Linked DNA regions of Mus musculus: region 2 is linked to region 1. The links are chromatin contacts, found by Hi-C or POLR2A ChIA-PET in ENCODE. All regions are on one chromosome and are shown on one strand. The core of a region is the stretch at or near the end of the contact, and the rest is flanking DNA. Distances in the headings are between cores, read along the strand shown.

Region 1 (2,700 bases), core at 66-2,565:
TAGCACCCAACTGTAACTTTAAACAGTTATTTTTCAAATAAACAATCACATTGAAAACAGTGCCAAGCAACTACTACTACAAAGCTGCAAAATTACTGTAAAGAAAATAATTAAGAAGATACTGAATGTTCAAAGCATTAACACCTTACAAATCTCGCCCCTCACCTAAAACAAAATGATCGTACGTTTAGAAACCTTTTACACTTAAGTCAGGCGTCCTTGTGCTCTGGCGTGGCTTTTCTGTAGTACTGGAACAGATAAAGCTAGAAGGTGGCAAATGTATTGTCGCAATCAATACAGGATAAGTACCATATTCAATATAAATATCAGAGGTAAAACTGGAAGCGAAGCTGTGATTTAAGGGCAACAATTTACTAAGTGGAAAAACACCTCCTAAAACATATGCAGGATAAGAGATGATACAGCCTTAAGTCTTTTATGTGTTCCTTTCGTACTTTTATGTATTGGCAAAGTCTGCACAATGCCAAAACGTAAAAGACTACGTAAATTTGGGATGGGTTTTGTTTCGTGAGGCAGGGTCTCACTTTGCAGCTCAGTCTGGCCTCAAACTGGAAGCAATCCTCCTGCCTCAGCCTCCCAGAGGTATAGTTGGGATGCGTTTTCCAACATCTCAGTTCATCCCATTCTGTACAAAAGCACGTTTGGGAGTCGGTCGTGTAGTAAGACGCACGAGAAAATATGGACCAGTGAAGAGGAAGGTTTAAAAATTACAAGAAAAACTCTTTCTACAAGAAAACTCTCCTTAGAGACACTCTTAGAGCCTTCTCTCCCAGTAAGCATGCTTTTCATTTCGGCCCAGTCACCCCCAAGTAAAAGCGACAGCCAAGGCTTCAAAAGCCATCCGATATAGCGATCCCGAGCCGTGTTTTAATGTCCTTACCAAGGCGACACCTGTCAAAACTGCCAAGAGCGAAGCTGCGGGCTCCGGGCGGAGTCCAATGACAGCGTCTAGATGTCGTCGTCGCCTTCCCAGGAGCAAGTGAGTGTAATCTGATAACACAGATCCGAGTAGGTAGCCCTAGGCTCCCGCCGAGCCAACAGCCCTTCCAGCCTGCAGGTTTACGCCCCACAGCAAGCCCAGAGGAAATTTGGAGTTCAGCACCGCGCGCGCCGCGAGGGACGGTTGACGCGCCTGCGCACCGCGGAACTTCCGTTCCCCAGCCCCGCCCCGCCAGGCGCGGCCGTCACCCGAAGCGGCCACTTCCGCGCGCGCATGCGCCGTGGCGGCTCCGGCGCATGCGCAGCGCTGGGTTCTTCCCAGCTCCAACTTCTGGGACTCACGCTCCTCCCTCCCGTTTCCCCACCCCCAGCCCGCCGCGGCCCGGTATCAACGTGTGGTCCCGCCAGGGGAACTGTGCGTAACCTCGTGCTCCCGGGACGCCGGTGGGGTTCCCGGCTCTAGCCATGGAGATGGAGCAAGTGAACGCGCTGTGCGAGGAGCTAGTGAAAGCGGTGACGGTCATGATGGACCCCAGCTCTACCCAGCGCTACCGGCTGGAAGCCCTCAAGGTAGCTGGGGTCCTGGCGGCCTGGGCCTGCCCCGAGAACCCTATCCCAGGCTTCCCTCACGGCCTCTCCAAACTCAGTTTGTCTCCTGCCTATGCGGCCTTTGATCTTCCCACTGCCCGTGGGGAGGGTGGCTTCTGGTCGCGGCCCTCACCTCCTCCCACTTGAGTCTTTTCTTGCCTGCGCGCTTGCCTTTGCATCACACGCAAGGGTCCCTAACTGTTGCACATCTCCTCGCCATGTCTCAGTGGCTTTTTTGCCCACTCCTCACTTCTCTTCACTCTAGATCACACCGCGGTCTCCACCCACGCAGGCTGTGCCGGCTCTGACGCCGGGGCAAACCCCACATTCCCTGGCGTTCCGGGAGCGCACGTGCAAATTCCTGCCCCAGTGCCACCTTCATTCTTCCCTGCTGATCACTCCAGACTTGTGCTGATTCTAGATCCCCGTGTGTCCATTTTCTTACATCCTTACATACCTCTATCTTTCGAGTCTTGGCCATCTCTGGGCTAATTTGTGACGCTCCTTCCTCGTTTATACCTGTGAGATAGTCTCCGGCTGTTTTTGCGCGAAGACGAGCTTTACCACCGGCTTTGCATTTATTTGCACCGGGGCACTTTGGTTTCCTGGAAGTAATTCTCTTGCGTCCCGGGTGCTCTCTGCGCCAGGGTCTAGTTCAGCTTTTGCTATTTGGGAACGCTAATACCTTCAACAGAGCTTCTCTCTATTAGAGTAAGCGCCAACATATAGATGTATGTGGCACAGGATTTGGAATCAAACAACTCTGTTTGCTTTGTCTTTGATTGTGAAGAATTTTACATAGGCAAAGAAACAGAGCACCAGAGTGATCCCGAATAGGCCTGTGACCTAAACTCAGATGATACACAGATTTGCTTGTTCACTGACTCCTCCTGGCACCCTTAGTTTTGAAAGCTAATTCTAGGGGTTGACATTCAACTTGTATGGGTATATCTCTAGCATTTTTTTTTGTACTCTCTTAGATCCAGTTTAGTATTAACATGACTAATATCTAAATGGAGAGTGTCAGTATTACTAATCTAGATTTTCGCATCTTAAAAATACAGCTAAAAGGACAGCAGGTAACCCCTGCTACTGGGAAGACTAAGGCAGGGGATACAAAGTCAGGCAGCTATCAGAGTGACTTAGTAAGAC
Region 2 (2,700 bases), core at 53-2,552, 45 kb after region 1:
CATGCTCCTGGCTCAAGCAAGCACATAGACTTCACAAGCAGGCACCTGAGTGTACCCTCATTCTTGTTCTCCTGCTTGGCAAACGACACAGCCAGCAACAGTTCCCCAGTGCCACTGGAGAAATGGCTCAGCTATTAAGAGCACTTAACTGCCCTTGCAGAAGAACTGGGTTTGGTTCCCAGCACCTGGTGGGACCTAACATTCTCCTCACACTGCAGGGATCACTAACACACAGTGGTGCACAAATACACATGCAGGCAAACACGCATATCAAGAAAGTTTTAGGGTCCTCAAGTTACAAAGTCCTTTCTCTCACACACTGCCTCCCCAGAGCACTGGTGCAAATCGTCTAGTTCTCCCTGCCTTACTCCGTTAGTACTGTCTGGAGTTCATCTATGCCCCCAATTTCAGCCTGCATACACTAGCTGGCAGATTCACCAGAATTCATTCCCTCCTGGCTATCAAGATTGCAAAATGTTATCAGTCTACTCAAAAATTCTAAATTGGGCGTGGTGGCTCATGCCTTTAATCCCAGTGCATGGGAGGCAGAGACAGAAGCAGGTAGATGGCTGAGTTCAAGTCCAGCCTGGACTATAGAGAGAGTGCCAGGGCTAAACAGAAACAGTTTCAAAGTGAATTTTAAAAAAATCATATATAATGAAGCTCCAATCAGGCCTTCACTACTCAACTTTTATTCATAGTTCAAAGCTTAATTCAAATGCCATTCCCTTCACTGACCTTTAACTACGTCCCTTCAGTTAGCTGGATTCAGTGCATCAATGATTCCTGACCATATCCCAGCCATCTTCACCGCTATCTTACTATTCTGGAATAACTTGTCTGTGTGGTCCATTATCCCACCGAGAGCAACCACCGTGTCTGACCCGTCCATGGAGCTCAAGCGTGTTGTATGGAAACAGCGACCCCCACCCCAACCTGCGAGGTCTGGCCCCTCGGGCCGACTGGGCACCTTCAGCTCTACCCACCTTCTCGAAGCGGTTCTGGTCCCAGGCATCATCATAACCGGCGTAGTTACCGGGAAAGTCCGTGGTGTGGACCTAGAGCCAACAGAAAGGGCAGTGTGGCCAGCCTTCACACCAGGCCTCTACTTCCCCGTGCCGCCCTCATCCTTCCCGCGCCCCGATCTCTTACATTGCGAACCCCAAACTCTCCGAGAACCACGCGAGTCCGCATCTCCTCCACCGCCTGAGCCGCCGCCATCTTCCGCCACTCGCTGTAAAAGGAGGCGAGTCCGCGCCTGCGTCTCCGCAGCAACGCTCGGGCTCCCGCAATCTTGAATGTCGCGAGATCTTGCCCCGCCTCTGTCCACGTCCTTCACTTCCGGACGTCAAGTGGGGCCAAACATCCGGGTTTCTCCCTTCGGCGTCCCGGCGGATCCCCACCTTGCCCGGGCGGTCGCCCCTCTGAACCTCTCCCTCCCTCGGACCCGGGTCGCACGCTCTTCCCACGCGCGCGTGCTCCAGCGACGGGAAGCCTCGAGGGACATGGCGACTCCGGCGGCGCCGGCCAGCGGCGTCCGAAATGGTGCTGGCCCGGAATGGGGAGGCTTCGAAGAAAACATCCAGGTATGGAGCGCGCCTGCTGCCAGCAGCCCCGGGCTGGCGGCGTCCGGACGGTGGCTGCTGTTCTCTCTCGCGGGGCCTAGAGGTCGGCTCCGCTGAAACGCAGCCTGTCCCCTTTGAGTCTTCCCGGGGAAGGGTGTAGCTCTTGTGCTGGCGTGAAAGGGACAAACTAGGGCTCCCGCGGGCCTCGGCTCTCTGTGGGGGCTGGAGGCTAGGATCCACTGGCACCCCCTAAAAATAGGCTTGTTTGAGAATTGGGAATGGCAGATGGGCTCTTTTGCAACTCTTTGGAGCTTTGAGGTGGAAAGTAGGAAAACAACGTGGATTGAAAATAAATAGTAGGGTTTCCAGGACCACAAAAGTGACGCGACCAAGAGTTGCCACCACTGAAAGAGTGGCAGTTCCAAGCCATGTCCTCGGCAGTGGAAGATCAAAGCCTCAAGTTGTCAGCTGAGCGGAGAACGGGGAGGATGCAATGGAAGGGCCCCTCACTCTCCGAGCCGTTGTCTTCACAGGGTGGGGGTTCGGCTGTGATTGATATGGAGAACATGGACGATACCTCAGGCTCCAGCTTCGAGGACATGGGTGAGCTGCACCAGCGCCTGCGGGAGGAAGAAGTAGATGCTGATGCAGCTGCTGCAGAAGAAGAGGATGGGGAGTTTCTTGGCATGAAAGGCTTTAAAGGACAACTGAGCCGGCAGGTAGCAGATCAGGTAAGCCAATGGGGAAAAAAAAAAGGACCTATGCATGTCCTAAATTGATCGAGGTTTTCCACTTAGACCCACACGTAAATCTCGCCGAGACTGAATAACAATCTAGAGCCAAGAGTCTCATCATACCCATTTCCCTTCAGATGTGGCAGGCAGGGAAGAGACAGGCTTCCAGGGCCTTCAGCTTGTATGCCAACATTGACATCCTCAGACCCTACTTTGATGTGGAGCCTGCCCAGGTCCGAAGCAGGTGAGGCGCCTTCTCTGAGACATCTGTCCTCACATCTAGACCCTCATCCAGACTTCACTCAGACTCAGAGCCCTGAGCTCTGGTGGACTCCCCTACTTGCAACCCCATTACTGAACTGAACATGTTGTGAATACTTGGTGAAAGGTACAGTTGGCTA

The links. A loop is a pair of places that touch in the nucleus more often than their neighbours do. ChIA-PET counts read pairs that join two places held with the same protein, here RNA polymerase II (POLR2A).
Region 2: a loop to region 1 is called in a map of left cerebral cortex, with 3 times the contacts of the local background. The contact joins the promoter of Polr1c here to the promoter of Xpo5 in region 1. A Hi-C loop is called at or near these places in 10 of 37 maps with a recorded cell type or tissue (CH12.LX, adrenal gland, gastrocnemius and 5 more). POLR2A ChIA-PET finds 5 or more read pairs at or near these places in 3 of 5 experiments (Patski and embryonic stem cell).

What each region holds. Positions count from the first base shown.
Region 1 is chr17:46,201,496-46,204,195 of GRCm38, forward strand. Xpo5 (exportin 5) reads left to right here and starts at 1,316. Exons shown (of 32, transcript NM_028198.3): 1 at 1,316-1,530. The coding sequence starts at 1,426. Polh (polymerase (DNA directed), eta (RAD 30 related)) reads right to left here and starts at 1,146. Exons shown (of 11, transcript NM_030715.4): 1 at 902-1,146.
Region 2 is chr17:46,246,743-46,249,442 of GRCm38, forward strand. Polr1c (polymerase (RNA) I polypeptide C) reads right to left here and starts at 1,303. Exons shown (of 9, transcript NM_009085.2): 1 at 1,153-1,303; 2 at 987-1,058. The coding sequence starts at 1,221. It overlaps Yipf3 (Yip1 domain family, member 3), which reads left to right and starts at 1,338. Exons shown (of 9, transcript NM_145353.2): 1 at 1,338-1,586; 2 at 2,099-2,296; 3 at 2,437-2,543. The coding sequence starts at 1,506.